3 separate regions of the Homo sapiens genome follow, and all the other regions are linked to region 1. A link is an interaction called in ENCODE POLR2A ChIA-PET data of the cell type or tissue named here. Cell type or tissue: MCF 10A. All regions are shown on one strand.

The links. ChIA-PET counts read pairs that join two places held together with the same protein. Peaks named below come from ENCODE experiments on the same cell type or tissue, not always from the same donor. Only the 100,000 strongest peaks of a DNase experiment are listed, where the experiment ranks them.
Region 2: POLR2A ChIA-PET joins it to region 1 with 5 read pairs; 3 of 35 experiments call an interaction of 5 or more read pairs at or near these places.
Region 3: POLR2A ChIA-PET joins it to region 1 with 5 read pairs; 2 of 35 experiments call an interaction of 5 or more read pairs at or near these places.

What each region holds. Positions count from the first base shown.
Region 1 is chr4:168,651,756-168,659,755 of GRCh38, forward strand. The region is part of intron 2 of PALLD (palladin, cytoskeletal associated protein); the gene reads left to right. The region is part of intron 2 of LOC124900808 (a long non-coding RNA gene); the gene reads right to left. Among named protein-coding and RNA genes, the nearest start is that of PALLD-AS1, 7.2 kb to the left of the region's middle. In MCF 10A, no CTCF peak of the experiment used is centred here; DNase peaks (open chromatin) are centred at 2,656, 2,956 and 4,696.
Region 2 is chr4:168,800,317-168,808,316 of GRCh38, forward strand. All of the region lies in intron 10 of PALLD (palladin, cytoskeletal associated protein), which reads left to right. Among named protein-coding and RNA genes, the nearest start is that of PALLD-AS1, 160 kb to the left of the region's middle. RefSeq lists enhancers at 3,322-3,975, 3,482-3,776. In MCF 10A, no CTCF peak of the experiment used is centred here; a DNase peak (open chromatin) is centred at 3,625.
Region 3 is chr4:168,517,234-168,525,233 of GRCh38, forward strand. All of the region lies in intron 2 of PALLD (palladin, cytoskeletal associated protein), which reads left to right. The region is part of intron 1 of LOC107986198 (a long non-coding RNA gene); the gene reads right to left. Among named protein-coding and RNA genes, the nearest start is that of PALLD, 24 kb to the left of the region's middle. In MCF 10A, no CTCF peak of the experiment used is centred here; a DNase peak (open chromatin) is centred at 6,958.

The DNA.
Region 1 (8,000 bases):
CCTCAGTGACATGAGAGTAAAGAAGAAAAATGAGAGGTTATAACCATGAATATCTGCATGTTATGTTTACTTGAACAAAAATGCAAATTTTATCTCTTATTGAAAAGAATTGTTTTTGAACAAAAGTGAATAGCTAAAAATAGTGATTCTGTACAACCAACTGAGGGACTGGTTTTCCTTTAGTTTTTTTGTATTTGTTTGTTTGCTTTGTTTTTGTTTTGGCTTCTCAACACTGAGCATAGCTGGTGGGGCAGAGGCAGATTCAACACTCCACACCCTCTCAGGAGGGTAGGCTCTGAGGGTTAAAATGTTGAGGGGCAGATGTCGCTTGTGAAGCGTCACATACCGCGTGACCATGGCAGAGAGTTCCTTGAGCAGTGAAAAGCACTTTCCTTTCCCAACAGATAGTCTTATGTGTGCACCAATCCCAAGCAGAAATCATGATTTTCTTTACTCTATAGGTGATAAGCATGAGATTCTTCCCCAAGAAGAATGCTGAAAAATCAGAAAGGATATAAAAATGGAGGAAGGGGTGGGATATTCAGGAAACTACCAAAATATGTACATGTGAAAATAAATTTCATGAAACTGATTCTTTGGTTAAATAGCGTTTTAAAAATCTCTTCAAAGCTCTCAAATGGGCCTTTGAAAAATTAAATTACACCACATTGGATCTGAATTTAGCATGTAATTTTCTAACACATTTTTATTTTTTTATTTTTTATATGTTTTTAATTATACTTTAAGTTCTAGGGTACATGTGCACAACGTGCAGGTTAACACAAACATTTTAAAGTTAGAGGTTCTACGTCAATGAAATAAGGCTAAAACATGAACCTTGGGAAGAAACATTGGAAACTTTAGTACAAAGGAAGTTACGAATGAATATGATTAAGTTTAGAAAGCTTTCCTAGGAGAGGAAATGTGAGATGTTGATTCAGGTTTTCGTTCAAAGAATGAAAGCATTATTTAAAATATATTTTGTGATGCAAACAGGGAAACATCATAGTATTTTTGTGTGTGTGTGCTGAATCTAAGCTCCATTTTACAGCTAGTGTGTCCCCAATAAACCATCCTAATTAGAAAGCCCCTGGAAATCTCCAGCATTATCTTAATTAAATTAGCCTAATCTAATAAATGCATCATAATTAAGAGGACTGTGCCATTCTTTAGTGTTCAGCACACCAGGCATTAGATGATTTGTCCCACTTTCAGCCGTCAGTTGTCATGCTTGCTAAAAGAAAAGAAAAATGATAGCACCAGTCATCGTAGTCCCTCAAGGAATCATCCATCTAGTTCTTGAATTTTCTTTACAACACCTCTGTCAATTATTTCTTCCTCTTCAGAGCATCTAGTGACAGGGAACTCACTAAGCCATTTTGATCTATTTCATCTTTGAACATATGGAATAATTTTAGCCATAAGAAACCTCAGGGAATTTTTTTTAATTCCTTCAACATAGACCTAACATAGTACCCAGACAACTATTTTTACGTCCAATTTCAAACAACCTGGAAAAACAGCGGATCAGTGGAACACTAAAGGCTATAGGGAGACTATGATCATTCTTGCCCAAAGGAATTGCAAAAAGGCAGGTGTGTAAATAGTATTTACATATAGGATGGACCTCTCCACCTTTTTCTAGTACAGATTAATTTTTAATTTTCCCAACATCTATAAATTGCCAGAATGGTAAGGTAGTGGGGAAACACTTTCTCACAATGTACACAGACTTGAAAGCTGTTGACCTGTCCTCCTTATGACAGACAGTTCTTGGCAACCCCAAGGAGAGATATGGCTGAGGCAGAAATCACATTATCTAGCTCTTCGGCTATACACATATTGGGCTCTGATAATTAGAACATTGATCCACAAGACAACCTTTGAGTATGCTGTTCTTTTCCTTCACAGCAAACACGTATAGTCATTATCGTTTGCTTGTTTGTTTGTTTGTTTCTTTCTTTCTTTCTTTTTTGAGACAGAGTCTCATCTGGAGACTCCCAGGCTGGAGTGCAGCTCACTGCAACCTCTGCCTCCCGGGTTCACGCCATTCTCCTGCCTCAGCCTTCTGAGTAGCTGGGACTACAGGCACCCGCCACCATGCCCAGCTAATTTTTCGTATTTTTAGTAGAGACAGGGTTTCACCATGTTAGCCAGGATGGTCTCGATCTCCTGACCTCATGATCCGCCCACCTCGACCTCCCAAAGTGCTGAGATTACAGGCATGAGATCAGTTATTTTTTTTTTAAGACACAGAGTCTCACTGTGTTGCCCAGGCTGGCTTCAAACTCCTGGGCTCAAGCAATCCTTCAACCTCAGCCTTCTAAGTAGCTGGGACTACACATGGCTCATCAGTGATAATTTTAAACACAAAAATACACATTTTTATTTGCTTATGCAAACAAAGGAACGATTATAATTTCCTGCAACTAGTAAATATCATATGCTAAATCCTTTTTTTCTAATTCCACCTCTTCCCCACCACACCATGTAATAGCTTTAGAGTTGTTTTTTTTGGGGAGGAGGGAAGGGGTGTTATGTGTATTTTTTTGTCTTTTGCCAAGTCTCTAAGTGCCTCTGAAGCCAATTTTTAAAAGTTGTGCATTGTGAGATCACAGTTGCTTTAGGGCATACAGGATATAAGCACAAAATGATGGACTGTAGCCAGGTAGTGAGGCTCTAATTGTGTCAGAAAGAAGAACATTTTCATCATGACATAACGAAAACTGTATTTTTCAAAGAAAAAGATCTAAATCTGTATCAAGTGATAACATTAGTTTTCCTACTTTTAAAAACAAAATCTAGTCTATTATTAATAGAATGAAATGTCAGCCTTAGGCAATTTGCTGTGAAAAACCAACTGAAATGAAACATGGCATTTTATTCGTTATTCAAATGGCCAAATAAAACAAGGTGTAATTAGTCCTGACTTCCTGTTCTTGCTCACACACCTGAGGCCCCTCCCCGCTCTGCTGCAGCTCTGCATAACCAGGCTCTCAGGGGAAGCAGTGGAGGCAGCCTTCTTGGACAACAGCTCACTTGTCTACACAGTCAAAAGTATGTATTTGATCAAAATGGTTGGGAGGAGGACAGGTGTTACTTAGAGAATTACCTGTGTAACTAGAACAAGAAAAGGAGGCAGCATTTGCAGAATGTTTGCAAATCTTTCAGGAACTTGATTCAAGGAGTGTGTCAGATGTTAAATCCAGGCATATATGTATATGGCTACTTGTGTGTGTGTGTGTGTGTGTAATAGTGTAATTTCACTTTTTTAAAAAATGAAGACATTCACAATTTTAGCCAGAATAGTTGGTGCAAGGTCCATAAGTGCTACCTGCTAAGAATATAATTCCTTCTACCTCTAATGTTTCATTATCAAATTAAAAGAGTTCTCTCCTCAGTGGATACTTCATTTATCATAGCTCTCCTTGGAAAGCTGACCTCTAAACATGAACTTCTAGAAGGAACACAGAATAAGAACAAGGGAAAAGCATTCGGGAAGGAGGGTGGCTTTGAAAGGAGTTAGCTGGGAAAACCCTTGAAAAAGAAAGTGAATCCATTTCTGTACATACAATTATTGACTGACGGGGCAGTTTACAGTTTTAAGTTCGTGTGCACTCATGCCCTGTTTGAGATGCCTGTTTTGTGGTTCCTCAGAGACCACACTAGCCACATTTGAACACCATTAGATTAGACTAGAGCCAGGACTCTGCAAAGGGAGGCTCTTCCTCAGCCTCTGACAGAATCACCACCAAATCTGGCTGTCCTCCTTGCCCTGAGCAATTGAACTTGGCTCTGTGGAGGGAGCCTCAACCAACTGAAGCATCATTTGGAGAACAGATGAAAAATAAAGAAGCGAAGCCTTTTGAATTCTAAAGTTTTAGCTTTTTCCAAAAGTAAGGCATTTTCCTCTCATTCTCAATCTCTTCTTCCATTCAGTTTTCTCCTCCCATATTCTTAGTCGTGATTACATAGATTAAGGCAAGGAACTGGGGGTTTCACTAATGAACTCGGGGAAATTTTGAGGGACATCTCCTGTCCTTTGACTTTGGGGAAAGTTCTTCCATTGCTAAGGAAAAAAGTTGTATTGGATGTAATTGTTTGTTAAATGCAAAGAACTAACTGCTGGGCATTCTAGGAGTCCGTACATGAACTGTTTTACGTGGGTTTCTGCAATTCCATAGAGTCGAAGACACCAATAGGAGCTGTGGCCCCTTTGCCTAGTTTGACTTTAGTCCTTTGGAGTTTCATAATTCTGAGGGGATCATTGTATTTCAGTGGACAGGTTCCAAATGCACAGAAGACTGACAGCATTGTCTGATAAAGCATCTCCCATTTTATCCCATTTGGAATGTAATCCAAGTTACAACAATAGCTAATAATTACCTGCTGTAATTGTAGCAACAGAATAGCTGAATGTGCACCTCTAGCTGATTTATGTATGCAATTTCTCATTCTCAGCTCTCTATAATCCATTCTCCACCCCCCCACCCCCCACCCCCAACGCTTTGGAGCCTTGAAAGCATTCAATACAAATTTTCACAATGTAGGTAACTTTGAAGTGTGGCTTGTCAGGTCATGCTGACTTATTTTTGTACTTGCATAGGGAATTGGTGAGGATGAATCTATTTTTTTAGCTAACAAGTGTAACTTGAGAATTTGTGAATGAGTGACAGATGGGGTGGGAACCTTTTTTTCCTTCACGTATTGTGAAATGTACTCCTGTCTACTCATGGGAATGAGTCACATTTGCAAAAAGCCATAATATTCATTAGTGCCAAAACGACATTTTTTAGTTGCTCTTGCAATGAGCTGTAAGTAGGACAACTGCCCATCCTAGTTTACCCGAAACAGTTATTATTTATTCCTATAATTATCAATGGTTACCTATTTATTTCATCCTCAGAAATGTCCCGGCTTGGGCAATATATGTTTACCCTGCATATCCAGATTGTGGGGGGAAATCCAGTATTTTCATGTGCCATGCCCAAATGGCAGCTTATTTAAAAAAACAGAAAATTCTTGGAATTAACGGTCAAGGATACGTGAGAGATTAGAAATCAACATTTCACATTAATTCCTGTGTAAGAAAATTATACGTAAACATAGACTGTTAAAACAGGCATAGCAAATATGTTTCAACTCAGGGGCCAACACTAATTGGTTGGTAGTGGCTGCCCCTAGCATCACTGGAGAAGGACTCTGAAACCGAGTTGGGGATCAATGGGATATAGGGCTTGCCGTATTACTGATGTCTGCCATAAGCTCTGGAAAAGCTAGTTGTAAAATGTATGCTAGGTATTAAATGTCACCACCATAGAGCCAGATGAGGTTTTAGTGATAATCCAACCCAGTGTTTTCAAAATGTGTTCCCAGAACACTGATCCTTCAACATGATTCACAGAACACATGTTCCATGGTCCAGTAAGATTGAGAATGATGCCTGCCATATTTCTCTCTCAGAAATTCAGTGTATATTGGCACAGAGCTCTAAAAAGTTCTGTTTAACTTTCTGACAGATGTTTAACTTTGTTTAACCCAGTGCTTGGTAAACCTATTTGGCCACAGAAACCTTTTCAATGTTATCTGTCAACTTGCTACAGAACTAGTTTCTTGGTACACATTTGAGGAAACTCTAGTCTTAGCCCATTCCTTGCATTTCACGAATAAGGAAACTATAACCCCAAATGAGAGACTGACTGGACCACAGTCAACTTAGTTGATCTATGGACCAGGCAAAACTGGAACTCAGTGATATAAGAGTTAAGAAGAAATTATTTAGGCAGATAGTGAGGGTATAGGAGTCCTTGGTAAGGTTTTCCTTTTAATGAAAAGCAGCCCCAAAATTATACTAACGAGCAGCCTGTAAAATTGAGCTGCAGACACAGACAAGCAAGCGGGAAGCTTGCATGGGTGAATGCCAGCAGTTGTGCCAATAGGAACAGGCACCTGAGACTAGGCATGTTCAAAATGGCAGCTCCACCTTCCCTTTTCTTTGCCAGCCACATGTACAGTAAGGAGCAGATGACATGGGCTAGCCAAGTGGAAAGCCCATTTGCATAATAAGATTAGGGTGGGGTGGCCAGCCTTCCCAAAACGTCACACCTGGTCCAACCAATCTGTGGGCCCTACGTAAATCGGACACCACCACCTCAAACCTGCCTATAAAATCCAGTGCACTCCCATTCGGGAGCCCCTCTGTCTCAAAAAAAGAGAGAGAGCTGTTCTCCTTTATCTTTCTTTCGCCTATTAAACCTTTGCTTCTAAACCCACTCCTTGTGTGTGTCCATGTCCTTCATCTTTTTGGTGCAAAACAACGACGAACCCCAGGTATTTACCCCAGACAATGAGGCTGCTTCATCAGAACTGCTGACTCCAAGTCCTAGGTCCTTTCCACTGCATCAACAATGAGGAAAATATTAGAAGCAATCTAAGATTTTAATAGCTTCTGGCAGCACAGATATTTAGTAGATTTCACTTATCTATTTTTATAGGTTTTGGTTTTTTGTTGGTGGTGGGTTTTTATTTGGTTTTTTTTTTTTTTTTTGTGATGAGATCTTGCTTTGTCACTCAGGCTAGAGTGCAGTGGCACAATCATAGCTCACTGCTGCCTCGAATTCCTGGGCTCAAGTGATCCTCCCACCTCAGCCTCCTGAGTACCTGGGACTACTGACACGTGCCACCATGCCCAGTTAGTTTTCAAATTTTTTTTGTAGAGACAGGGTCTTGTCATCTTGCCCAGACTGGTCTCTAACTCCTGGGCTGAAGTGATCCTTCCACCTTGGCCTCCTAAAGTGCTGGGATTATAGGCGTGAGCCACCATGCCCAGCCTGTATTTGTTTTTAAAAGATGGTAAATAAATATCTGTATATTCCTAGTGTCAGACACTAAGCTACCTCTCATGGTCAAAAAGAAAAAAAAAAGGCAAGATAAAATCATTTTTGTAGTTGAGTTTTATCTGGGCTGGTCCATCCTTCTATTTTATCCTTTTTCCTTAGGAGATAAAGTGGTTATTTGAGGAAAGACTTGCTAGACATGAATCTGGTTTTGGTTCAAATTCTATTTTATTATTTCCTGGGCTTTGAATTTCAAAAAGCCAATCTATTTATTGGTCTCTTTGGGGCCATAAGGTTAAAGTACATCTGTTGTCCACACAAATTTAGCTATTGGCCTTCGAGCTAAGCAGTCATGAAATTATAGCCATAGTAAATTTAGACAACGATTAATTTCACTTCGGTCTGCCTATAAGTCCACATGACAGAATAAACATAGTGTGTCATGTGGTTAATGTGAACACATGTAAAAAATTAAGAAATCTTTGGTGACCAGACAAAAAATACTCCATAAAAATTAATTAGTGTTTCATTGTGGATGTATGAAATGCAATACTTATAGATGGCCTGACTTGGAGCTTAGGCAGCAACAAAACTTATCTTGGGCATCACTTTCAAATTTCGTTTTGGTGGTTCTCCAGTTCGTGGCAGACCACTGCCATTCCTTTGAGGAAAAGGAACACCTGGAAAATATAACCATTGCTGAAGCACTTATCTCTCTGGGGTTTTTTCCTACCCTTTATTTTCATTATTATACCATTACAGAAACTGGTTGCTTCAGTTTTCTTCAAGTATGGACTTCATGAAGCCATGTGGTTGCATGTGCTTTGGGAGGAGGAGGCAGCTGGGGGCTAAATTTGCCATCCTGAAATCACCCGTGACATCCCTTTGAAGATACATTTTGTCAGGAAGCACAAATCAGTGAAGTTGTGAGGAAGAAATGGAGAGACATCTTTCAACATAACCTTGTTTCCCCTTGAGCATAAAGGAATTGATTTAAAGGAGAAAATAAAGACTCAACAGTTTTTAAAGGCTTTTATTTAATAAGCACCTGATTGTTTCCATTAACTGGCTTTTAACATTTACCATTTTGCTTAGCAAAGTTGGAGAACATTAGCCAAGATTCACTGATGAAACTTTATAAGCGTTATAAGTCAGATTTGTTTC
Region 2 (8,000 bases), 150 kb after region 1:
CATAGGGTGGAAAGTATTTGCAACTTATGTAGACAACACTGGACCAGAATATGTGGGTTACAAATGGAATAAATAAAGAACTCGTACAAATCAATTTTTAAAAGCTACCAGGCAATAAAAAATAAATAAGTGAAAAGTAGAACAGCCACTTCACCAAAGAGAGAATTCAAATGGCTAATAAACATGAAAAGATGTTCAATCTCATTAAGTAATAAGAAAAATATGAATTAAAACAACAGAGATACCATTACACACCCATTTAATTGGCAAAAATTTAAGCCTGATAATACCAAGTTCTGGCAAGGATGTGAAGTAACAGGATATTTCATATACTGCCAGTGGGAGTATAAATTGTTAAAAACCACGTTGGAAAAGAGTTTGGCATAATTTGATAAACTCAAAGTTATGCAAACTCTATGACCTAGCAAACTTCACTCTTGAGTATATTTCTCAAAGAAATGCTTACATACGTGCACCCAGAGACACGTAACCCAAATGTACATAGCAGCCCTGCTCATAATAACCCCAAACTGGAAATATTCCAGAAGTCCATCAACAGTAGAACAAGTAAGGAAATTGTGGTAGAGTAATTCAATTAAATATTATTCAGCAATTAAAATAAATGAACTATAGCTAGACGAAACAACATGATAAATCTTACACACATAATATAGAACAAAAGCATACAGACAAAAAGAATACAGTCAGATTCCACTGATATAAAGCTGAAAAAGGAGGGAGAAACCAAGTACCTTGCTCAGAGATGCATAACTGAATAGTAAAGTTAGAAAGAAAATCAAGGAAATGATAACTCTGCAAGTCAGGATTGCGGTTACCCTGGGAAAACCCAGGGGTATGAGGGGGAGGCACACACAGGAATCTTCTGTTCTATTTTTTTACCTGAGCAGTGGTTACAATCTGGGTGTTTGCTCTATAACTCTTTGTTAAAGTGTAAAATTTTTTTGTTTGTTTGTTTGTCTGAGATGGAGTCTCACTCTCTTGCCCAGGCTGGAGTGCAGTGGCACGATCTTGGCTCACTGCAACCTCTGCCTCCCGGGTTCAAGCGATTTTCCTGCCTCAGCCTCCTGAGTAGCTGGGATTATAGGCGCATGCCACCACACCCAGCTAATTTTTTGTATTTTTAGTAGAGACAGGGTTTCACCACGTTAGCCAGGATGGGCTCGATCTCCTGACCTCGTGATCTGCCCGCCTCGGCCTCCCAAAGTGCTGGGATCACAAGCGTGAGCCACCACGCCCAGCCTGTAAATATTTTTTTAAAAGACGTGCAGATAGAAATTATCTTAAATAATTGCTTACAAGACAAAGAGAACGACCTGCCCCCAAGTCCCCCAGATAAAGTAGGATATCACTAAGAATCCACACCCAAGTAAAGTAATTAAAGGGGTTAAGATGTCTCTCCTTTTGTGATTAACACCCCGTCGTGCTTGCAGAGGCACCGCTGGGTGTCAGGGAACCTGCCTGCTGCTCACCTGAACACCCCATAAATAACACCAGCTCTAGGACATGGTCCATGTGAACAAATGAAGAATCTCTCCTTCAGCCAGAGGGTGAGAGTGGCATAGGTAACAACTAGATAATGCTTGGCTCTGCCTTTTTCTTATTGATTTGTAAGAGTTCTAATTGCAAGATAGGCTGAGAAAAGTAGTCTAGCCATGTTCCATGAAGAAGAGAACATGGAATTAGGTTAGTAGCTAGCAGCCTCAGCCACAATAACTTTATTTTGTTTGTGCACTCATCATTTAAGAAGTATGTGAGAGCCTACAAAATTGGGGAGTTACTTCTCGGGAATGCTCCATTGAGAAAAACTGCTGCCTCTTTTATCTGTGTAGTCAATATCATGGCCTAAATTCTAGAATCTTCTCACATAGCCAGAGTTTAGTGATCAAGCACCACAAACCAAGAGATATTACATAACAATAGGATCGCTCAAACAAATCTACGTGAACTAGGAAACTGCTTTTTGGCTCACTCAGAGGTACAAACTTTACACCCACTGAAAATTGTCCCAGGATTGGATAAAGAAAATGTGGTACCTATACACCATGGAATACTATGCAGCCATAAAAAAGAAATCACATCCTTTACAGCAACATGGATGGAACTGGAGGTCATAATCCTAAGTGAATTAACACAAGAATGGAAAATCAAATGTTGCATGTTCTCACTTTCAAGTGGAAGCTAAACATTGAGCACACATGGACATAAACATGGGAAAAATAGACACTGCAGACGACTAGAGTTGGTGCGGGGAGGACATGGGTTGAAAAAATATTTTTCAAATGTAACTACTGTTTGATAAAAAGGAACTATGCTAAATGACCACTTCTCCCAGCTAAAGGCAGACCATCTACATTACATTTTTTTTTTTTTAAGACGGAGTTTCACTCTTGTTGCCCAGGCTGGAGTGCAATGGCACCATGTCGGCTCACCGCAATCTCTGCCTCCTGGGTTCAAGCGATTCTCCTGCCTCAGCCTCCTGAGTAGCTGAGATTACAGGCATGTGCCACCATACCCGGCTAATTTTATAGTAGAGTAGTAGAGACGGGGTTTCTCCATGTTGCTGAGGCTGGTCTCGAACCCCCGACCTCAGGTGATTCACCCACCTTGGCCTCCCAAAGTGCTGGGATTACAGGTGTAAGCCACTGTGCCCGGGCTACATTACATTTTTACTCAGTTAAGAGCAAACAATAATAGGTGAATAGCAGCCTGATTCTGTATGTTAAAAATGATTGGTGATTGAATCTCAAATGTATTAGTCCGTTCTCACACTGCTATAAAGAACTACCTGAGACTGGGTAATTTATGAAGAAGAGAGGTTTAATTGACTCACAGTTCCACAGGCTGTACAGGAAGCATGGCTGCGTGGCTGGGAGGCCTCGGGAATCATACAGTCGTGGTGGAAGTGTGAAGGGGAAGCAAGCACATCTTACCATGGTGGAGTTGGAGAGAGAGAGAGCAAAGGGGGAAGTGCCACACACTCTTAAACAACCAGATCTTGTGAGAAGTCACTCACTATCATGAGAACAGCAAGGAGGATACGTACTTGCATATATACTCCCTGAATCTAAAATAAAAGTTGAAAAAAATTTTAAAAAGAAAATTGTTGGGAGGCTGAGGTGAGAGGATTGCTTGAGCCCAGGAACTCGAGACCAGCCTGGGCAACATAGAAAGACCCTGTCTCTACCAATAATCAAAAAAATTAGCTGGGCTTTATGGCGCACGCCTGCAGTCTCAGCTACTTGGGAGGCTGACATGGGAAGATGGACTGAGCCTGGGATTCTGAGGCTGCAGTGAGCTACGATGGCGTACTGCACTCCAGCCTGGGTGATAGAGTGAGACCCTGTCTCAAAAAAAAAAAAAAGAAAAAAGGAAAATTGTCCAAGGAATTTAAAAATTTTCATTTTGGCTCTCTCATGCGCAGTAACCGTGAGGGTTTAAAGGACAGTGCCAGGGCCCCATGTTGTTAGAGAGCACTCTGTTGTCTTTGGCATGGGAGAGGACTTCAGTGCAAAACGGTGTATGAAGTGTGTTGTCAGCAGAAGCTAATTTACACCCTGTGCTGGACGGAGGGTTGCTTGTTTGGAGTTGTTTTTCCTGTGGCTAAAGGATTCCTGGGAATGCTGTTCAGGCATGTCTCTGCTGGTGGTATGCTGTCATCCTTTTCTTTTCCATTTACAGTGTAGAGCTGTTACAGTTGTAAACAGGCCTGGCTTTTTACATTGTTACTCACTGGTGTGGGAACAATGTATGTTAATGACATAAGTACTGCCCTTGAGAGTACTGCCCAAAACAGCCCCAGGTTGAAAATGTATCCTCACAGATTTAATTTTTCTTATAAAAGAAAGAGGTATGTTCCTTCTGTGTAGAGCGAACTAGAAATATATTAACCCTGCAACTAACATGCAGCACTTCACAACTCATTAGTGAGGCCCCTGGGATATGGCTCCATATATTTGCCCACAAGTTGGTATAGGCCAGAAACCAGCTGCTTTTTCACCTACGTGGTGAGAGCCAGAGGCCAGTCAAGGAACAAGGAACTATAGGAGAGGAACTACAAGGAGAATCTTCAGATTTTCAAGCCTATTATTGTTCAATACATAGTAGTTTAAAAAACTTTGACAGTTGTACTTAAAGTCCCTTCTCATCCTATGAGTCTCTGCCTCTGCCAGTATGTGATGTTTCTGGCTCATGGTGATGACAAATTCGGATGCAAAAGTAAACAAATAGGCCCCCATCAGCCCATCGGGGCAGCAGCCCTAGGCAGTGACAGTTAAACAGTTGCAAAGACCTATTTTCAGAGGCATGTACCCACACCTGACCTACTATTAAGTAAGCATGGAAATTAGTATTTCTGTTGGCTTTAATTAAGTAAATATTATAGTTTGATCCACAACACCAAATCTTTGTCAATGTCCTAAAAGAAATTGTTCTTTTCACCACAAGAGTTATGTATTCAGAGTAAAAATGGGTAGATGTATATTTTCTCTGTGAAGGAAAAGAACTGGAAGGTGCTTATTTTATTCCAAGAGTTCCCAAAGCGAGGCCGGGTGTGGTGGCTCACACCTGTAATCCCAACAGTTTGGGAGGCCAAGGCGGGCAGATCACGAGGTCAGGAGTTCAAGACCAGCCTGGCCAACATGGTGAAACCCCATCTCTACTAAAAATACAAAAATTAGCTGGGCTTGGTGTCAGGTGCCTATAATCCAGCTACTCAGGAGGCCGAGACAGGAGAATCGTTTAAACCCGGGAGACGGAGGTTGCAGTGAGCCGAGATTGCGCCATTACATCTCAGCCTGGGTGGCAGGGTGAAACTCTAAAGAAAAAAAAAAAGAGTTCCCAAAGTGAGACCATTACTCAAAAATTTGAGATGGGAGGCTAAATTGCCCCTGCTGTGTATTTAGAGGGTTAGTATTGAATAGGTCAACAAGCATTTCCTAAGTCTCTAGGCTGAATTTCTAATACGGTTTCTTAGTAACCATTCTCTTAAAGAATGTGAGATTTGAGGTAAGCTTTGCTTTAAGGGAGGGACAGATGTGAACCCTAATACTGGTTAGAAGGACATAAGAGAAGAGAGAAAGTAAAACTATTTAAGGAATTTTTTTCTCTCATTTAAGGCCCAAAGCAGCCTTTCCTTTTCTCGGTCCAATCCGATGCTTAAACTTGCCTGAATTTCCTCTGGGGTTAAGTTCAAACTAATTTTCACTGTTCTAAGCATGCAGGGCTCTTGCACAACTTCATGCCTCTGTGCGTGTGTTTCCACCAGTTGGAATGCCCTTTCTCCCACCCACCCCTAAACTCGTACATGCTTATCCTTGCAGAGACCTCCTTTGTAAACCAAGAAGCCCCCGACTCCCCTGTTACAGAGGTAATTGCTTTGGCCTTACCTGTTTTACCTCCTGGTAAGTTACAGCACTTAGCACCTTGCAATTAGAGGTCATAGATTTCCCTGCTTCTCTAGAATGTGAGATTCTTAAAGGCAGGGATTTTATCTCATTTATTAGATTTGTATCCCATGTACCTGACCTAGTATCTAGCACAACTTAGTAGATATCAATTAATGTTCATTGTATAGTCCTTTGATGATGCGGTTTGGCCCTGTGTCCCTACCCAAATCTCATATCAAATTGTAATCCTGATGGGAGGTAATTGAATCATGGGGGCGGACGTTCCCTTTGCTATTCTCATGATAGTGAGTGAGTTCTCACAAGATCTAGTTGTGTATTTTATTATTTATTTATTTTTTGAGTTGGAGTTTCACTCTGTCACCCAGGCTGGAATGCAATGGTGCAATCTCAGCTCACTGCAACCTCTGCCTCCTGGTTCAAGTGATTTTCCTGCCTCATCAGCCTCTCAAGTAGCTGGGATTACAGGCTTGTGCCACCACGCCTGGCTAATTTTGTATTTTTAGTAGAGACAGGGTTTCACCACATTGGTCAGGCTGGTCTCAAACTCCTGACTTCAGATGATCTGCCCACCTCCGTCTCCCAAAGTGCTGGGATTACTGGTGTGAGCCAGTGAGCCCAGCCAAGATCTCGTTGTTTAAAAGTGTGTGGCACTTCCCCCTTTGCTCTCTTTCTCTCTCCAACTCCACCAAGGTAAGACGTGCTTGCTTCCCCTTCACCCTTCCACCATGACTGTAAGTTTCCCAAGGCCTCCCAGCCATGCAGCCGTGCTTCCTGTACAGCCTGTGGAACTCTGAGTCAATTAAACCTCTCTTCTTCATACATTACCCAGTCTCAGATAGTTCTTTATAGCAGTGTGAGAACAGACTAATACATTTGAGATTCAATCACCTATCATTTTTAACATACAGAATCAGGCTGCTATTCACTTATTATTGTTTGCTCTTAACTGAGTAAAAATGTAACGTAGATGGTCTGCCTTCAGCTGGGAGAAGCGGTCGTTTAGCATAGATCCTTTTTATCAAGCAGTAGTTACATTTGCAGAGTACTTTTTAAAAGCAAAATATTTGTTCTTATTTTCCTGGAGTTTACAACCTATTTGGGCTGACAAGATGTATAGAGATGTGTGTGTATATATATATACACATATATGTGTATAAACATGTATATGCACACACATTTACACACATACATATATGTAGTTTCACTTATTCTTTCAACAAATGCATATGGAGTGCTAAACACGTGCCCGGAGCTGTGCTGGGTGCTGGCACCCGAGATGCGGACTCCACGGTGCCTAACCACAACACTTCAATACCCAGGGCGATGAGAGCCAGAAACAAAATAAGTAAGATAACTTCTTGGTAAGCAGGAGGAAGGGGAAAAGATTAGAGGAGGGTAAAGAAAGCAACCTAAGTAAAAGTTAGAAGGTACAAATGGGCATGGAATTTGCAGGAGTGGTGAGGAGATTCATGAGACTAAAGGCTTTAGGGAGAAATTTGGGGGCCAATAAAAAGCTATGAGTACACACACACACGCACACACACACACACACACACACAGTGAATGATACTCAGTTTAACCTAATTCAACAAGCACTTCCTGATTCCTGACTGTATAGAAAGTACTGTGCAACATATTGAGACTCATTCAGAGATGTTTTTCTTTCTTTCTTTTTTATGTTTTTGAGACGGAGTTTCACTCTTGTTGCCCAGACTGGAGTGCAATGGCGCGATCTGGGCTCACTGCGACCTCCGCCTCGTGGGTTCGTGCGATTCTACTGCCTCGGCCTCCTGAATAGCTGAGATTACAGGCAAGCGCCACCATGCCTGGCTAATTTTGTATTTTTAATAGAGACATGGTTTCTCCATGTTGGTCAGGCTGGTCTCAAACTCCTGACCTCAGGTGATCCGCCCACCTTGGCCTCCCAAAGTGCTGTGATTACAGGCGTGAGCCACCAAGCCTGGCCTCGTTTTTTCCTTTGAGATAGAGTTTCACTCTCGTTGCCCAGGCTGGAGTACAATGGTGCAATCTCAGCTCACTGCAACTTCTGCCTGGCAGGTTCAAGTGATTCTCCTGCCTCAGCCTCCAGAGTAACTGGGATTACAGGCATGCGCCACCATGCCCAGCTAATTTTTGTATTTTTAGTAGAGACAGGGTTTCACCATGTTGGTCAAGCTGGTCTCGAACTTCTGACCTCAGGTGATCCATCAGCATCAGCTTCCCAATGTGCTGGGATTACAGGTGTGAGCCACTGTGCCTGGCCCAGAGATTTTGTTTTAAGAGAAGATTTAGAGTGTCAAGTGCTAGCAGTTCAGCGGGAAAAACAAAACATATCTCATATGTGTAATATAAGTACTACATATCCCAGTAAGCCCATGAAAATATAAGAGGAAAATATAATAATATATATGAGAATATAAGGGAAAATATATTAATATATATAAGAATATAAGGGGGGCCAGGCACAGTGGCTCATGCCTGTAATCCCAGCAATTTGGGAGGCTGAGGTGGGCGGATCACAAGGTCAGGAGATCGAGACCATCCTGGCTAACATGGTGAAACCCTGTCTCTACT
Region 3 (8,000 bases), 130 kb before region 1:
AAACACATCTTTATATTATTAATATAAGGTAAATGTGTACATATGTCAAAAAAAACTTTTAAACACCCACTTATTGTAGTAAAAGTGGAATCCAGTAATGTGCTTTAATAGTCTAAATACAATTACTCATATCTAATCATAAGATACCTACTAGGTCATCATTGTTAGCCCTGTAAAGTTTTATTTACTATATATAATTAAAAGTAATACAATTATTTCTTTTTATAATCGAAATACAGCATGTCCAATGCCTCCAATTAGTTTACATCAGCAAGACTTTGATCATCATCAAAAGCCAAAACAAGAGGATTAGCCATATCAAATCTATGCAACTCTGTCAGTAAAAATTTCCATCTCCTCAAAAACGACAGGAAGAAAAACAAGCCATGAATTTACTTTTCTTACTAAGGGTAAGAAAATATGGTATCTCCCATCTTTTGGCTGATTTGGTTTCGGAAAATGTAGCAACAGCACCACTAGCCAATAGTTTATGAATATTCAGTGCTTGTAAAGTGAAGATCCAGATGGCTTAGCCCAGGAGTATCGTTGTTGTTAAAGAATATAGTCAGCAATGAGATACCAGATAATACCATCAGATCATCAAAATGAAAAAATCCTGACAATACACGTGTTGTGACTGCAACATGAAATGTAAATAGGTACAACCAGTTTGGAGAACTGTTTTACGATACACAATTAAGATGTGCATACACTAAGCCTTTATAGATACACAACTGCCTACTTGACACCACTATATCGATGTCTGATACTCTTATCAAATTTGTCGAAAACTAAACTGATTCTCCTCTCCTCCAAAAACCTTCTCTTTCCAAATCTTCTCCATGTCAACAAAAGACAACCCTCCTTCCAGCTGTTCAGGAAAAAAACCTTGAAGCCATTCTCGATCCCTCTTTTTCTCACACCCCAAGTCCAATTCATCCAGCAAATCCAGCTGGCACCACCTTTAATGTCTCCAGATCTGACCACTTCACCCCACCTCCATAAATGAGGCTGCACGTCAAGCCACCATCATCTGTCTCTTTGTTATTTGCATTACCTTCCAACCCATCTCCTTGCTTTCGTTATTGTTCATCACAGTCTACACAGCACTCAGAGTAATTCTTTTTCATGAAATCACTATCACAGCACTGCCCGAACACCGTCCAGGGGCTTCTCACTTAGTCCGAGTAAAATCCATAGTTCTTATACATCCTAATCAGGCTTCATCTCTCTGATTTCACCTCTTGCCACTCCCCCAGTCACAGTGGGGTTCTTGGCTGCACCTCCATCACACCACCAGGCTTGTTCTTGTCTGGGGCCTGTGTACTTTCTGCTCCCTCTGTTTGTAAATCTCTCTCCCCAGATATCTGCAGGATTAAATCCTTGATCCCCTCCATATCTCTATCACCTTTACAATATGGCCTCCTATAACTACTCTATGTAAAAGAAAGGTCCTGCCTACCTTACTCTCTATTCCACTCTCTTGCTTTTCTCCATAGATCTCATGTGATACACTGCACATTTTATCTGTTTGATTTTTGTAGTTGTCTTTCTTCCTTCACTAGAATATAAAATCCTTGGGTGTAAGGACTTTATCTGTTTTACTCACTTTTGTGTCCTCAGAGCCTAGAACAGTGTCTGGCATGTAACAGGTGCTCAATAAATATGTGCTCAAGAAACTGGAAAGAACCTAAACATTCATCAAAGAGAAAATGGATAAATTGTGATATAGTCACACAACAAATGAACTAGAGCTGCATGTATCAGGATATATGAAACTCATAAGCATAAAATCAACCAAAGAAAAGCAAGTTGTAAAAACTTACACATAAATTACATGGACAGATGTTTGCATATGAAGTTACATTTGCAAAATAGTACTATTTCAGGCTTACGGATGTAGTAGTACAGAGAAATGTGTGGGAATGAGGAACAGTCAATTCCAGACAGCAGTAACCTTTGAGATGAAGCACGTGATTTGTGAGGAGTCAACTGTGTTGGCAGTATTTTATATCTTAAGGTGGGTAGTAGAGACACAGATATAAACTACATCATTTTAATATTTAATAGTGAAAAATACTGACTTTCATGTTAATCTACTATCCTCATGATGTATCAATAAGTTCAGCAGCAATGTCTCTAATGAATACTTTGATTTACCCCATAAAAACCATCCAGAAAATATCTTGGTGTTAAGCACTGTGAATCGGATAGGTTGGCTTTTAGCCATTTGTCCATATAATTTTCAGGGTTGTTTTAGTTATATTTTAGAGCTTTTTAAAATGTTTTTTTTTGTTTTGAATTTATGGTGTTTCAGTAGAATATTATATGTATTCAGTCTTGTGCCATGGATCTTTTATGGTATAGTCTACTTTATTTGCTGCAGTCAATTAAAAAATCTGTATATGAGCTTCTTGTTTTTAAGGAAAAAGTCTGCATTAGGCACAAACACACACACACACACTATGGACCTGGTTAGGACTAGTGAGAGGGAATTTGAAAATGAACAAGTGCTTCCTGTCACTATCTCACCAACCCAATTGCCTCTCCTCCCATCTACATACCTAGACAATAGGAACAAGCACACTAGGGCAGAATCCATAAGAAAGCAAAACCTAATTTTATAGTTGCCTATTTTCTTATTCTTTTATTTCTTAATTCATTTTAAATCTTTTTTTTTTTCTGTGTATTTGCACTGAATTGAACAAACAAAAGCCTTTATATTTTGCGGAGGACAATAAATATTCCCTAGAACACCCAATTACTGTTGAACTAGAAAGCAAAAGAAATTCATAAGAGAATGGCACCTTTCGCCGGGCACGGTGGCTCATGCCTGTAATCCCAGCATTTTGGGAGGCCGAGGCGGGCGGATCACGAGGACAGGAGATGGAGACCATCCTGACTAACTTGGAGAAACCCAGTCTCTACTGAAAATACAAAAAATTAGCCGGGCGTGGTGGCGGGTGCCTGTAGTCCCAGCTACTCGGAAGGCTGAGACGGGAGAATGGCTTGAATCCGGGAGGCGGAGCTTACAGTGAGCCAAGATGGCGCCACTGCACTCCAGGCTGGGTGACAGAGCGAAGATTCCGTCACCAAAAAAAAAAAAAAAAAAAAAGAGAGAGAGAGAATGGCACCTTTATTTTCACTTAAGTGAAAAGATAGCCTTATCTCTGACTCCTACCACACAATTTCTGGGAGTTAACTCATGAAAGGCATGCGACGCATTGAGAGGTTTTATCCTCTTTCTATCTTTTCCATTCTTTCTTAACCGCTGTTTTCATCCAGTACCTACCCACTTGTAATTTTCACTCTGAAAACTAGCTATGCCTCTGCAGTAGCTTACCTGCAAGGCCATCATTAATGAGAATATTGAGTCTATTTCTGCAGACCTTAGCGAAATGGAATAATTCAGAATCCAGCAAGCCCAGGAAATATTGCCCCTGTTGCATGGAATTCTTGTTTAATGACTTGAATATTACAGAGTGGCAGCAGCTGCCTTATTACCTCTTCTGGTCAACCCATAACACCATGATGTTATGAAAAGCCCATTCCAGCTGTATAAATGCATAAAGCTGTGAAAATGTTGCTCTCACTGATACCTTAGTGAACCAAGAAGTAAGGCTGATATTCAAGGCAAAAGTGGAATATCACTATACAGTTAGAAGTTTGAATTGGTTATGACAGTCATTGGTATCTAGTCATGAGTAGCAGTAGCTAAATTAGACAGTAGCATCAGTTTATATCTTAATGGACAAGTTTCTGGATTTAACAAGAAAACAATAAACACCAAAATAAATGTAGCTGAAGAATAAAGGTAGAGATTTTTTAATGTCTTTTGCTTTGAATTTGTGGTGTTTCAGTAGAATATTACATGTAGTCAGTCTTGTGCCATAGATCTTTTATGGTATCATCTACCCAGTTTACCTGCTGCAGATGGCAAAAAAAACAAAAACAAAAAAAAACAAAACACCTGTATATAAGAAGCTTCTTCAGATAATCCCTTTAGAATTAAAAGGGATTCGTGAAACAAGCATCAGAAGCGCTTAGTGGTGGACAGTAGAGGTTCTAGAATCAGAATGTGACTCTTGGCTCCATCACGCATCAGTTAGGTCACTGTGGCAAGTTATTTCAACTTTCTGTGCCTCAGTTTCTTTGTTGGTAAAATGGAAATAATAGAAGTACCCACCTCTAGGGTAATTATGAATGTTAAGTCAATTAACACAGAGAAAGAGTTTAAAACTGTTAGCACATTGTAGTGTCTTAATAAATATTAATGTATTATTTTAAAAGTTACTTATTATTTTAAAGTGTTTACTTTTATAGTTTATTGTTATTGACTTAGAATAAACTCCCCGCACTCTACCTTTTCAAAAACCTTTGACTCTGTTTCCTCTCTTTAAAATCTTCATACTGCCATTTTCTTTTATACTACTAAGTATTCACAATGGTATAGAGCCTATGGAGATGGAACACTTCAACAGCATAAAATAAACAAATGATTTATCAGAAATACAATACATCTTGAAAGTTGCTTTTGACTATTTGTTGAGTCCTAGATTTGTATCTCAGAGTCGGAATCATCACAAAGGCTGCCAGGAAGTAGTGGGATACTTTCCCTTGGTCTCTGTATAACATACTATTTTTTTTATACATTTTTACCTCACTTGGCCTTCTGTTCCTTCACTGCTGCAGGGTATGGGATCAAAGCCAAAGAAAAGTGATTTGTTTCTGTCTCTACTCCTCCTTCATACAACTAATTATCTCCCCATCCTCTCTTTCTAAATGTAGAAGCTGTGAAGGTCAGCCGTACTGTGGATTACTGTCAATTTAGAACACCTTCCAAAAATAAAATCTCTTTGACTATTGTTTTCTTGCTGCTTTAAAAATTGTTTAGCAATTTCCCTCAGTTTGCTTTGTGAGCATGTGTTAACTATTTGCTAGAGTTAATTGAAAGTGGTTCCCCAATACTTTAGCCACTCTTTGTTTTTGTATTTCAATAATTTCAGCAGGAAGAAAAATCTAAAATAATTTAAGTAACAAATGCAGGCTTTTCCTCAGCTAGATAAATTGACCTTTTATTTTGCATTTTCTTACTACTAAGTATTATACCATGCTGCAAAGCTCTCAAAAGGAAAAGGATGTGCTTTTCGGAAGTTTAATTTATTAGTATGCAAACTAGTATCAAATAGTTGTTTTGAAAGAATTTGACCCTGAAGTTTCAGATACCTTCACAGTCAAAACTACTCAATGTCTCAAATCTTTTCTGCAGAGTCTATTTTAAGTACTTTTCAACATGTTTCTTCATTTGCCTTGGGGCCATACCTCCTCATGGATCACTGAATCTGCTTAAGCATAATTACAGCAATTCAAGGACTCCATTTAGACATTGCATTCTTTTGACGTTTTGGAGTTACTTTATAAATGTAACTGTAGCAAATACAATTTTAAGTATGAAACTTTATATAGCTTACTGTGCTGACCAAGATGCAAAATAGTTCTACCAGTTGGTGTTTGAATGATATATAACAATAGAAATGGTTCTTTCCTATTTAATTTTAATTGATTTGAGCCAAGAAATAGCATCCTATTGGATATCTGCTGAAATAGGACTAAACTGCTGGTCTCCTGAACTGTGATAGAGAAATCCAATCAAAAGCTTTTCCTGGCCAAAAATAATACTAATTGCAAGTGAAAACTAGCTTTGTTCTCTCGGTTATGAGTTCCAATGGTGAAGTCTAGTTCCATATAACAGTGCATGGTAAATTAGGCCACAGAAACAAGCTTCCAGTCACTGTTTATATGATCCACATGTTGTGGTCCAAAAAATGTAAATAAAAATACCCTAGGGAATAAGAACTTTTTCCTAAGATGACAGCTTTTAGCCTTGGTTGTTGAAAATGGTGAGTATTTCTAATGAAATTGAAAACAAGTCTAGGGAAATGAATTTCCAAGTAATGGAGGAGAATCTTTGAGAACGAGAAGAAAGAGGAGAGGAGAGGAGGGGAGGGGAGGGGAGGGTAAGGAAGGAGGAAGGGAGGAAGGAGGGGGGAGGGAGGAAGGAGGGAGGCAGACAAAGAAAACTCTCATCTGAAGATTAATGGTTCTTTTAAAGTCAGAAAGATCTTCAAAATAATTTTCACCATTATATAGACATTACAGACCAATTGCTTTGACAGAGAATATTCTAATTGTGTTAGTGCAAAGAGAATGCAATAGATATACAGTTGTGGACATCTAGGGAGATGAGAAAGAAAATGTTTCAGTTTTGGACTTTGAACCACTACAAAGACCAAGAATTCTCCATATCAATATATGAATTTGATTATGTTAATGGACCAGCATGGGCCCAGCATGCTTTCTAGAAGGATAGTAATGAGAAGGTATTGATAAATAAGAGGATTTGTTCAAGGTCAGGGCTTAGCTAAGCCTGGTCACTCCAGTCCAGGGGCCTTGTTATCCCCTAATGAGGAGGTCTTGAAAGTTAACACCAGAAGCACGGTAACATTCAACCACCATCATATATGTCTGTGCAGTCACTGTGTAGAATTACACATAGTACTAAATTGTAGGAAGTTTATGCTAAAATTGCCATTTTCATGCTTGTCAACCCTATGGTCATCATTCTAAAGTCACCAATTAAAATGATTCCTCTTTATTTTCTTACAGAGCTATTAACACTGAACCCTCACGAAAGTTATTGTCATTCTCCTAGTAATACTAATAGATATAATAATATTAATAGCCAACATTTCTTGAGTACTTAGTGTATGCCACTCTTCTAAGGGCACTACCTGTATAAATTCACTTATTCCAATAAGCTAGATACTGCCAGATTTCTGGGATTCTAAGACATCTATTTTACAACACTTTAACATCTTTGTAATCAGAACTCTTTACAGAAAAGGACATACTTAAACAACAGCTGTCAGATGACTCATTTTGTGGTTGTATTGCTTGTACACATACAAATTTGGTCAGAATTGTTTGGCAGCTTAATTATTTACTTGGCCAGTACTATATGCTGTTTCTTTATTAGTGGTTCATAAAACAATGGTATCTAGTGGTGATTTCATGTTAGATTCAGTGAACTAGAAATTTGTTTTCTCCATTTTAAAAATAACATACTAAGATATGAATAGTTTAGCAAAACTTCCCAATTGTCCAGTTACTGGTAGGGATGGAATTCACACTGAGACAAACTGGCTCCTGGGTCTATACTTTTTTGTTTCTAATTTTTATGGGTACATAGTAGGCATATGTATATATGGGGCACATGAGATTTTTTTGATACAAGTATGCAGTGTGTAATAATCACGTCATCATAGAAAATGAAGTATCCCTCCCCTAGAGCATTAACGAATCTGTACATTTTAACTGCTATACTCTACTGCCATAACCCTTCTCAAGATCTGTCTCAATGGAGTTTGGGTGAGTCCTCCTGACCATCAGAAACACCACCACAGATAGTGAGCAGTTCTCTAAAAGCAAACCTCATGAATCGCTTCCTTCCATTGCCCCCAGACAATGTTAAGAAACCTTAAAAAAGAAAAGAGCCATGATTGATTCTTTAGTGGTCCTCATGAGAAAACTGTGCTGTATACATTCCCAGCCCACTTTGTGGTGTCACATGAGGAAGAGCCAGCGTCTTTACTCTTAGCAACAACCTTCCTTGTTGCAACTTGTGAGGGCCTGAGCTACAGTGCCTCCTCTATCAAAGCCATTTTGCTGGGTTTCTCTTTCTTTTATAAACAGAACACTGATCCCAAGCAGAATATAACAGATATGACTTGTAATCCGTTATAGTACCATTTAATCCTTATGTTTAGCTGCCAGCATTCTAATTAAGAATGTGTTGGCATATGTTGGCCAGAATCCTGCAACATGGAATTATTCCATGGGCCAAGCCTGAGGACACACACTGCTGCCTAAAATCGAGGAAGAAAGGGCCCCAACCACACTTTAGTTCAAGTGACTTCTGATATACCTTTTCTACAAAAGGC